4 separate regions of the Homo sapiens genome follow, and all the other regions are linked to region 3. A link is a loop called in an ENCODE intact Hi-C map of the cell type or tissue named here. Cell type or tissue: OCI-LY7. All regions are shown on one strand.

What was found. Peaks named below come from ENCODE experiments on the same cell type or tissue, not always from the same donor. Only the 100,000 strongest peaks of a DNase experiment are listed, where the experiment ranks them.
Region 1: it touches region 3 in a loop (2.1-fold over the local background); 6 of 110 quality-filtered maps call a loop at or near these places.
Region 2: a loop joins it to region 3, with 8 times the contacts of the local background. A loop is called at or near these places in 4 of 110 quality-filtered maps.
Region 4: a loop joins it to region 3, with 4 times the contacts of the local background. A loop is called at or near these places in 3 of 110 quality-filtered maps.

What each region holds. Positions count from the first base shown.
Region 1 is chrX:148,310,201-148,312,700 of GRCh38, reverse strand. No RefSeq gene overlaps it. Among named protein-coding and RNA genes, the nearest start is that of AFF2, 190 kb to the left of the region's middle. In OCI-LY7, CTCF peaks have their summits at 1,251 and 1,452; DNase peaks (open chromatin) are centred at 950 and 2,140; H3K4me3 peaks cover 987 bases; H3K27ac peaks cover 2,373 bases.
Region 2 is chrX:148,458,355-148,460,854 of GRCh38, reverse strand. No RefSeq gene overlaps it. Among named protein-coding and RNA genes, the nearest start is that of AFF2, 41 kb to the left of the region's middle. In OCI-LY7, no CTCF peak of the experiment used is centred here; DNase peaks (open chromatin) are centred at 254 and 1,294; H3K4me3 peaks cover 2,340 bases; H3K27ac peaks cover 2,500 bases.
Region 3 is chrX:148,378,994-148,381,493 of GRCh38, reverse strand. No RefSeq gene overlaps it. Among named protein-coding and RNA genes, the nearest start is that of AFF2, 120 kb to the left of the region's middle. RefSeq lists an enhancer at 1-32. In OCI-LY7, a CTCF peak has its summit at 1,166 (motif pointing right); DNase peaks (open chromatin) are centred at 113, 673 and 1,163; H3K4me3 peaks cover 1,500 bases; H3K27ac peaks cover 2,312 bases.
Region 4 is chrX:148,501,014-148,503,513 of GRCh38, reverse strand. AFF2 (ALF transcription elongation factor 2) reads right to left here. Exons shown (of 21, transcript NM_002025.4): 1 at 2,370-2,500. The coding sequence starts at 2,416. Among named protein-coding and RNA genes, the nearest start is that of AFF2, 1.6 kb to the right of the region's middle. RefSeq lists an enhancer at 1,360-2,237. In OCI-LY7, a CTCF peak has its summit at 1,535; DNase peaks (open chromatin) are centred at 1,603, 2,143, 2,283 and 2,293; H3K4me3 peaks cover 2,500 bases; H3K27ac peaks cover 2,500 bases.

The sequences.
Region 1 (2,500 bases), 69 kb after region 3:
AGAAGAAGAAAAAGAGAGAAGCCAAAGGAAAGTAATAAGAGAGAAGGTCTAAGAAGTTATAGGGTGTCTGGGCCGGGCGCAGCAGCTCACGCCTGTGATCCCAGCACTTTGGGAGGCCGAGGCGGGTGGATCACGAGGTCAGGAGATTGAGACCATCCTGGCTAACACGGTGAAACCCCATCTCTACTAAAAAAAAAATACAAAAAATTAGCCGGGCGTGGTGGCGGGCGCCTGTAGTCCCAGCTACTCGGGAGGCTGAGGCAGGAGAATGGCATGAACCTGGGAGGCGGAGCTTGCAGTGAGCCGAGATCGCGCCACTGCACTCCAGCCTGGGCGACAGAGCGAGACTTCTGTCTCAAAAAAAAAAAAAAAAAAAAAAAAGAAGTTAGAGGGTGTCTGGATCACGCAAGGCCTCAGAAGCCACTGTGGAGACTTTGAGTGAGTTGGGGGGCCATGGGAAGGTTTTGAGAAGAGGAGGGCTATGCTGTGACTCACATGTGATCAGGCTGCCTCTGGGAGGAATAAAGTGTTGAGGGGAAAAGGAAAGAACCAGTAGGAACAGAGAGGTGATTGTAGTGATGCAGGGGAGAGATGAGATCCACTTGGACCCGGCTGGTAGGAGTGGGAGGGGACGAAATGCTTAGATTGGAGAATATATTTTGCTGATAGCTCAGACATGGGGTATAAGAGGAGAGATGTCAAAGGTGACTCCAGGGCTTCTGGCCAGAGCAGCTGGAAGAATGACCTGTCTGGGCAGGGGGTAGGGAAATATCAGGATTTCAGTTTGGAACCTCCTAAGTTCAAAATATCTCCTAGCAATCCCAGAGGAGACTCCAAGTAGTCAGTTGGATAGATGAGGCTAGAGTTCAAAAGAGGCCATGCTGGAGATGCAAATGCATCTGTGCATATTTAAAGCCACAAGATCATCAGGGACTAAGTGTAGACAAAGAGAATTTCAGCTCCATTTCCTCACAGGTGTCATGAAGGGAAAACAGCTGCATCATTATTTCAAATCTAGGGACAGATCTGGCAGTAAGGTGGGGAGATAATGAAAAAGGGCTGAGTTTATGATTAGTAAAGCTCATCTTGTGGATTGGACTCTTGCATGTAAGAGCAAGTCCCTTCAACTCTCTGAGTCTCAGTTTTTTAATCTATAAAAATGGACATAGAGTAACAACTGTCCTGCCCACCTCACACATGAGTGGAAAGCTTGAATGCAATCGTGGATGGTAAAATGTTTTATAAACTGAAAAGCACCATCCGGAAGTACAGAATATCACATTACCCAAGATGCCCAGGCTACAGAGTGAGCACCCACATTTGCCTGTGGGACTCTTTCCTTGGGCCACTTGAGGCAGCACCCTTCTCCTAAAGGCTGGTCCTTCAGTCCCTGCAAGGTCTTAGGTGGCCTGTATTCTGGCCAAAGGACTTGAAATGTGCCTGAGGATTCCCATGGGGTTAATCAGGGAGAATGTGGCCCATCAGCTCTCTGTTCTCACCTGCGGCTTTCTGCTTTCCCATTATCTGGAAACAGCACTTAAGTGCATCTATGATGGAAAAACAACTCACCACCAAACCAGAGGACCTGCATTGGGGAAAATGAGGGCCAATGCAAGTGGAAAAGAAGGAAATGCCATTTACCTCATTTATAAATGAGAACCCTGTGGCTCAGAGAGCTGAAGTTACTTGCTTGTGGTCATGAGGCAGTTAAGTGGCAAAGCCTTAAGATTTGCTTGACAGTTTCTAGATAAAGTTCTTGCAACTTTTGCTCACAGGGGACACTTTATGCCCTTTAATTTGGGCAACAGCTGGCCATGTATCTGTGAGCATTTGCCAGAAAATACATGTGAATCTCCAGGATGCTTATTTGCTAGCAATAAATAGTAGAGATTTACAGTCTTTAAAAAAATATTGTTAAGTCTACACACCAGAGTTTCATCTTCTTTCCTGGATGTTGGGTGTGGAGCAGGTTGGGGTGAGGGTGAGGGGCAGCATGGCTACCCAACCCACAGAATGAAGCTTTGGAGATGGGACGCTGCCTATCTCTCAACCAGAGACCAACAGAAATAACTGCCTTCAGTGCTGAGATGTCATACTGAGATTTCAGATGAAAGACCAGGCCAGGAAGTGGCTTCTGAAGCAATAGAAAGTCTATAAAGACAGCTTGCAGCCTTTCCTGTGTGTGTGTGTGTGTGTGTGTGTGTGTGTGTGTATGAGCATGAGTGTGCACACATGTTTAGGAGAGCATGGAAGGGATGAAAGGGTAGTATCACTGAGTTAAATGGGTCTATTAGATTTGTTTTACCCGGAACTAAAATACACTTTCTCTGTTTAAGTTACTCTAGCATTTCCAAGGTAATATGATCCTAACAATTACAGCAATGACTTTGTCTTTTGTCTACTAAATTGAATTTACCAGATGCAGTGGGTTCACTATAAAGTTCTTAAAAAACTGCAGTTAATTCCATGAGCATATGATCCATAGTAGAAGCTTTTCTAA
Region 2 (2,500 bases), 79 kb before region 3:
CAGAGATAGAGTTATCTAAGCGTCCGAATGTTTTGGTTTGCCCTTTCATATTTATAACTCCTTTCTTAGAAACAGAGAGAACAAAATGTTGTGTACATTTCAACTGACAGCAGCTTACCAGAATGGCAGTGTCCAGGGTTTCTTTTACTTGTCCCCATGGGCTGTGGCAGAATGGTTTCCTAACATTATTTACAGCCCTGGAACATTTTATACTTTCAGGTCTTGCCTGAATGTATCCAGGAACTCATGTGTCACCTGTGAGACAAGCAGGAACTGAGAAATGGCAGGGGTGATTTCTTTTTCAGATGAATTAACTTCATAAATAGGGTTCAGGTATGACAGAGAGTAGAAAAATTAAGAATCAGGATATGTAATCAGCAATATACTTATAAAAGGATAACATGATGGCTATATTTTTTATCATTAAAAGAAAGTAAGAAAAATAGTAACACTGATTTTTTTCACTAATTAAATGAAAAGCAACTTCTAGCAGAAAAAGGCATAAATTTGCTATTTATAAACCTCCCTACTCCATTGGATTCAGAGCCCGTGCTTTGGGAAGTCTTCCGGAAATTCAGTATTAAACCCCCAGAAGGGTGAGGTTCCAGAGAACTGTTTAGGGTATTCTACTTTATACCTCACATGGATTGAACTGTGGTGAGAGGCCAGCATAGCTGAGTCTCACAAACATGAATATAAGATATTTTTTGATTCAAGAAATTTCCTGAAGTCCCGTAAGGCACTGTGCCAGAAGCTGTACACGTGTTCAGGAGAAGGATGGGGGAGGGAATAAAGGGATTTTGAAAGACAGAGAAAAGATTGATCAGAATTCTCACCTTACAGAGACTGACACGCTTATGGAGAAGATAGGCATACAACTATATTATAGGACAAACTGATTTGTCCCTGAGGATCCTCATAGGATATAGTCATGGTCTCCCAGGGTGTTTCAGCTCACTGAACATTTGCTCAGAAGTCTATAAGTCAGGCTTCACATTTTGACTTTTTTGAATGGGCAACGGGCACCAGAGGTCTATCTATGCCTGGACATTTCCACTGCCTGACCTTGTCAGAATTGCCCAAATTGGCTCTGTGGAGGCCAGTTAACCATGTAACCAAGAAGAGGCTAGTTAGAAAACAGACATGGATCGACTGCTTTAAGTGAAGGAAATCATGTGGACTCCCACCAAAACCAAAATGCAGACTGAAGTAAAACTTTTCTTAGGTCTGAAAAAGTTTCATAACCATCCTTGGTGTCTCTCATTTTCACGCTCTGTTTGCATGCTTCACGGCTTTCTAGTTCTACTAAAAGCAGAAGTGCCACAATATTTTAATGACGTTTATTCTAATGGCACTGAAAGGCCAGGTGTTAACAGTCAACAACATGTCAGGAAGAGGATGCAGACTTTCCTAAGAGACTGGAGCCTTCCTTTGAGGAGCAGCCATGTGACTGGGCTATGGCCTTCAGTTTGCCATCCTTTACACTATGCTTTGGATCTATGGGGCAGACCCATCCAAGGTCTAAAGCACTGTTAATAAGGACACATTGATTTTCAGTTTGTAAATCAGGAAAACTAAAATGTGCAGATATGGTCTGTTCCTAGCAGAGCCACAAGCAACAACACTCTTAGTCCCTCATTGATTAACAAAATAGGGGAGCTTGTTTTTTAAGGGCAGGCCACTATTACTTTACCTGATCTCCTATGGAAGCTGTTGTGTTCACTCATTAAACGATCACATATTTCTCCAAAATTAATTTGAGAATAGGGTTGTTAGGTCAGGAGCTACAATTGTTCTGTAAAACCACCGGAATTCTAGCCCAATTGTTAATCATCATTAATAATTAACTTCATCCTCCCAGCCTCAGATAGAAAGTTGAGGATATAAGAAAGGATATAAGGAAGTTATTGGCAGGTTATCTCAAAGTTGGGAAATTTAACTTTTAGCTTATATTTATCAGCGGTGGGCAGTGGGAACAGAAGTGAGGGATGAAGTTTCCAGAGGAGAAAGAGTTTGGCACATTCAAGGAACCACAAGCATCACACTCTGGCTGGACCACATTGTAGGGGGTGGGCGGGGGGCAGTGCTGCTGGACAGCAGCTGAGGCAGAAGATGGACAGCAGCTGAGGCAGAAGATATACATCAGACCCAGATCACAAAGGGCCTTATAGCCCACATGAGACATAATGGACTTTTCCCAAGAGCAGAGGGAGCACTGGCAGGTTTTAAATAGCAGATAGAAGAGTTGCAAGTTGCACAGTGGTGGTTTTTGTTGTTGTTGTTTTTGCTGTGGTAAGGGGGATGGCTTGCAGGTGGCATGGCTAAAGCCAGGAAGGTCAGGTTGTAACAGTGTAGGGCAATTATGATGGAAGCCTGAACAGGCACATCGAGTGTGGGGATGTGTTCATTCACCTAACAGATAGCACTTGTCCATCATACACCAGGCACTGGTCTTGATCCTGGGCAACACTGGTACACAAGGGAGAAAGTGTCACTATGT
Region 3 (2,500 bases):
TCTAAAGTGCTTTCTTTCAGTTTCAGGATGTGTACAAGGCATACTGGGAAGGAAGTTTTTCTTTCACTTTAGCAACCCAGGACTTAATGAGTAAAGCCAGCATGACCTATTTATAACTTGCAAAGGCGGCGGGGTAGTATGTAGGGTAATTAGAGACATAAGCTTTGAGTCATGCAGACGTGGCTTCTCTCCCTGACCCTGTCACTCACTGGCTCTGTGACTTTGGTCAAGTCCCTTTCACTCTCTGAGACTGTTTCGTCACCTACGAAGTGTAGGTTATATTAATACCTATCTCATACGAATGTACAACAGGTAGAGGACACACATAGAAGGGGGAGAGAGAGGTATCCGTGCCATCCTTGTTTTCTTTCTGCTCATTAGCATACCCAGGATCATTTCCCCTCTCAGCCTTTCCCATTCCAGGTTAACAAATCCAAACCTCTACAATGTGTCTAGTCAAAAGACAAAAGGTAGGATGGCATTTTGGTTAACATGAGTCTCATTTCATCTGAGAAAAGGAAGGTAAGCTGGGAACAGATTAAAGCAAACTAGCTATGAGACAGGCAGGCTGGTTGGTTCCCTGTTTTAATATGGTCTGGAGTAAAAGAATGCAAGTTCCTTACTCAAGCTGTAGCTTACCTAACTCTCAACCAATCAGTAATAAAAGACCCAAGAAGCTGTTAACCACAAATTCCTGCTTCGGGGGCTAGGGACTTCCCCAGGGCCCTGCATGTGCAGTTAGAGTTAAACTTCGAACTACAGTTACCCCTTCCTTATTTTAATGTTAAAAATCATGCCCAGAGGTGGAGATGTAAAATGCTAATTCTACATATGATGTATGAAAAAGCATGTTGAGCCAATGCACAAGCACTAGAAAAATCCCTCCTACTCCTATACATGCTCGAATGTAATACTTTCCTGTAGAAAACTCCTGTAAACCTAACTCACAGACTACCCTCGATAAGCAACCCATTTCTTTTCCCTTCTTGGTGCTGACTCCCCTGTGCACAAGCGGAATAAACTTTCCTTTGCTGCTATGTTTGGTTATCTCTTTTGGTTTCTATCCTGGGCAATCACAAGAATCCATGATGCTGGTAACATTTTGTGGCACCCCAGGTGAGGCTCTCCTTTTAGGTCCCAGGAGAGTGAGTGAGATTGCCCAGAGGATGGAGGTGTCTGACCAGACATGAACAAAAGCTGGCACTCTGGACCACTGTTTCAGTGTTAGCGCCTTGGTGAATCAGATCCAGACTCTGAGTGTGTCCCCGTTCCCTTTCATTCATCTTCTATCTTCCCTTTGCTTTCCTTTTTTTCCCTTCACCTTCTTCCTTTTCAGTCTGTTTTGACTCTTCAGGAGTCCTGGTGTTTAATTAATCAGCTCTTGGAACCCTGGTTTCAGTTTCTGTTTGGCCAATGGGAGTGATTCCTATTTACCCATCTGGTATTTTGTTTGGGTAGCTGGAGTGAATCTGGCTCAGCTTTCTGGTATTGAGCTGAAAAATTGTCCCCTGTTCGTGAGCTGGCTAAAAAGTAGTCAGCAACCTGGAGTTCCCTTTTGTCTCAGACTTTGAAATTTCTCAGTACTTTCCTCAATTTTTGTCTTCTTTATGGGGTCTGGAAACTGGAAATCTGTTTTGTCATTTGTCTAAGTGAAAATGTACTTCCTTTGATGGTCTTTGTTGCATGTGAGCCTGACCCTTCACAATTCCTGGGAGAAGGCCTTACTCACTAGACCAGATCACCACTTTACTTTTTTGGTTTGTCTAGTCCATCATGTTATCTCTTGATAGAGTCAGTGCCAATGAATGTAAATATACAGTAGGTTCTACTTAGAGCTGGTGCAAAATCTACAACCTATTAGATTTTGAGGGCTGTGGCCAGAAAATTTGAGAGCTAGAGTCTCTCAAGCTCCCTCAGTCAGCTCCCTTCCCTCTGTCCTCCTTGTCTTGCCTGGTTCTCACCAGGTTTCTGAGGGTCTGGGTTGGGTGGGAAGAAGAGGGGTTTGTCAGAGCCAAGGGTTCCATCCCTCACCAGGCTACTTAATCATAGGACACCAGGTCTACCACGGAAAACACTGCAGGCATACCAAAAGATTTCTCCCTAGGATGCATCCTGAGTAATTGAGATGAATTTGAATTGGATAATCTAAAGAAAAAGAAGCTGATGTTTCTCTGTAATGTTGCTTGGCTTTGGAATCCCCAGGGGGACAAAGAGACACAGCCTAGGAATGGGGTCTTTGAGTTATAACACTATTTACAATTGAAATTGTATTGCAGAAAATTTCTAATAAATGCATTGAGATCCCATATGTGCTGGCTTTTATAAAATTAAACCAGGATCCAAAACTCCGGGACTCCTGCAGAGTCTGTGTGGCATCTCTTAAACAGTTGAAAGAGGAGCCAATTTCTGCTTTAGACTTTGACCCTGTAGATGCTGTCTTCTCAACACCTCTCCAGGGGAAGGCAGGAGCAATGAGTCCTTCTGCCCTGGTGGGTCCTCC
Region 4 (2,500 bases), 120 kb before region 3:
ATGTTAAGAATAAATTCAAGGTAAATAAGATCGTTAACTTTGCTGGTCTTTTTTCCTTTCTTGGCCCTCCTGGGGGCTTGGGGGCGTGGGGAGTGGAGGCCATCACTTTAAGTAGCTATTTACTCCCAAGGAATGGAAGTAAACATATAATGAACACGTAACTGGCATGCTCTGGACTTCCAAAGAGAAGTGGGAAAGGTACCAATTTCCACTCAAGACAATGTCAAGCTTTTTAGTTCATCCACTATTGTCACATTTATGTTCCTTTTCTCTGTGGAGCTATACAAAACACAAAAGCACAACCACATTACAAATGTTTATAAACAGAGATGCATCACGAAGTGTGCCACTCACGAGCAGTAAGAAGGAGAAATTTTCCTGGATCATGTACAGAGGGAAAGGACAGGCTTATTTATGCAGATGCGTTACACTAATTAATCAGTATTTCACATAATATTCACGAAGTGTCCAAGTCTATGCTTCTTAACTGATGTGTCTCAGTTAGGGATCTGGAGGAAAAAAAGGTTTTGCATTTTCCTTAAGATAAGAAAAAGAAAGCCTCCCACAGGGGTGAGGGAGCCTATCATTTTTTTTAAAGAAATCAAACATAAAAGAGTCCATTCCCTTTAAATATGCAATTGCATATGCATAAGATTAAACCGGAATTAATATAAAAAACATGTTTCTAAAAACCTAATACCTTGTATATGTTTAACATTTGAACTATACCCATGAAATTAATTATAACAATGTCTGTTAAATTAACGATGTAACCCACACCACATATTAGGCAAATTGTATGCAAATAGAGTGCTATGGTTATCAGTTGTCTGCAAAATAAATTAGTGAAGCAGAGTAAAGGCTGTGTGCAGAAGCATAATATCTAATTGAGCAATAATTTTATAGTAATTTTTACTTTCAAATAACAGCATTTTTTAATGTAACAATGTATTTCTACAGAGCTGATAAAACCGTGGTATCCAAAACGCCTTATAGATTAATACTGATACAGCATAATTTGCGCTTCAAGGATTTATCCGGAATTGCTGTAAAATAAAATGTATTTAAGTTCTGACTATCTTGGATTTGCAACTAAAGGAGGCATGATTGGCATAATGAAGCTGTTGGCTAAGCATATGACCCTTTTTTAAAGAAGGAAATTGCCTAAAATATCACATCAACAGGGGAAATCCTTGTAAAAATACACAGCATTCATAACCAACGGCCGCTAGTAGTTTAACATTGCAAAAGATTTCGCACTATTGGTAGGTACTACAGATCATTCTAAATACATTTTAAAAGGCAATAACCAAGAATGCAATTTTAAGCGGTTACCACTGCGCCCCCTCCCCATCTAATTCCTTAGACTGCGGGGGGAATCTGATACGTTTAAGTATTATGACAAATAAACTGTGATAATGTTTGTAGTAGGTGAAGTTTTTGAAAAGTTAATAGATATGTATATCAGTATTTATGCACACGCGCACGCACATCTCTAAGAGAGTTAACAACTTTCCAGGTCCCCAGTCACCTTTCTACCATCTTTCAAAATGTCTCAGCGACAAGTTTAGGGTATTTTGTGAAGAGCTGACTCAACCTTTGAATCTGAGCTGGAGGTCCCTTACAAAAAACTACGGCTGCCTCCCAGTGGGAGGCCGAAGGGGGTCCATCCGGTAATTAAATGTGCATTGACATCAGAGCTGCGGATTTGGGGGGCCAACTCCGAAAACCCTCAGTCTTGAAAGCCAAGCGCCGAAGTCGGCCTCGAACCAAGGTCCCCTGAGTGGTGGCCCCCAAAGCCGCTGCTCCACCCGGGAGTGCAGGGAACTTGGGCTGAGTCGGCAGAAGGAAAGGTGTGCGCGCCGCGCAGCGCAGGGATGGAGGTGGCGGCAGCGGGGGCGGTGGCCACCAAGGAAGCAGAGGGCTGCTGGCCGCACCTGGCCGTTGCCTTTCCCCCATGGCCCGCCGCGGGCGTTGGGCACCTGGAAAGTTGAGACATTTCGGGCGGGCGGCATCCGGGGCTCAAGGAGGCCAGACCGGCAAGCCGCTCCGAGAGAAAAGCTCCTGGGAGGTCGTGCGGTTCAGCCCTCGGGCGGCACCGAATTCGATGTGAGCCAAATGCAACTCTTTAGACTTGGAGCGCAAAGCGACGCTTTCGGGTCCGCATCCCTCCCTCTTCCCGCACCTCCCCCCACCCCGGCATCCGACCTAGGAGTCAGCGCGGCCGGGGCCAGAGGTGGCTGAGAGCAAGTGGGAGGGAGTCCGGGGCGCCCCCCACGACAGCTTCAGCTCCTCTTAACAAAGGCGAAAACCTCAGACTTCGCCAGGAGACTCGCTCATCAAAGGAGAAGGCAAAAATCAACACCTACCACTGCTGCTCCAAGTCCCAGTCTCTGAAAAAGTCGAATAGATCCATAGCGGCCAGGCGGCGGCGGCGGGCGGGCGCCTGTCCCTGATCGCAGCGGGTCGGCGCGGCTCTCGGCACAGCTCGCTGGCGGTT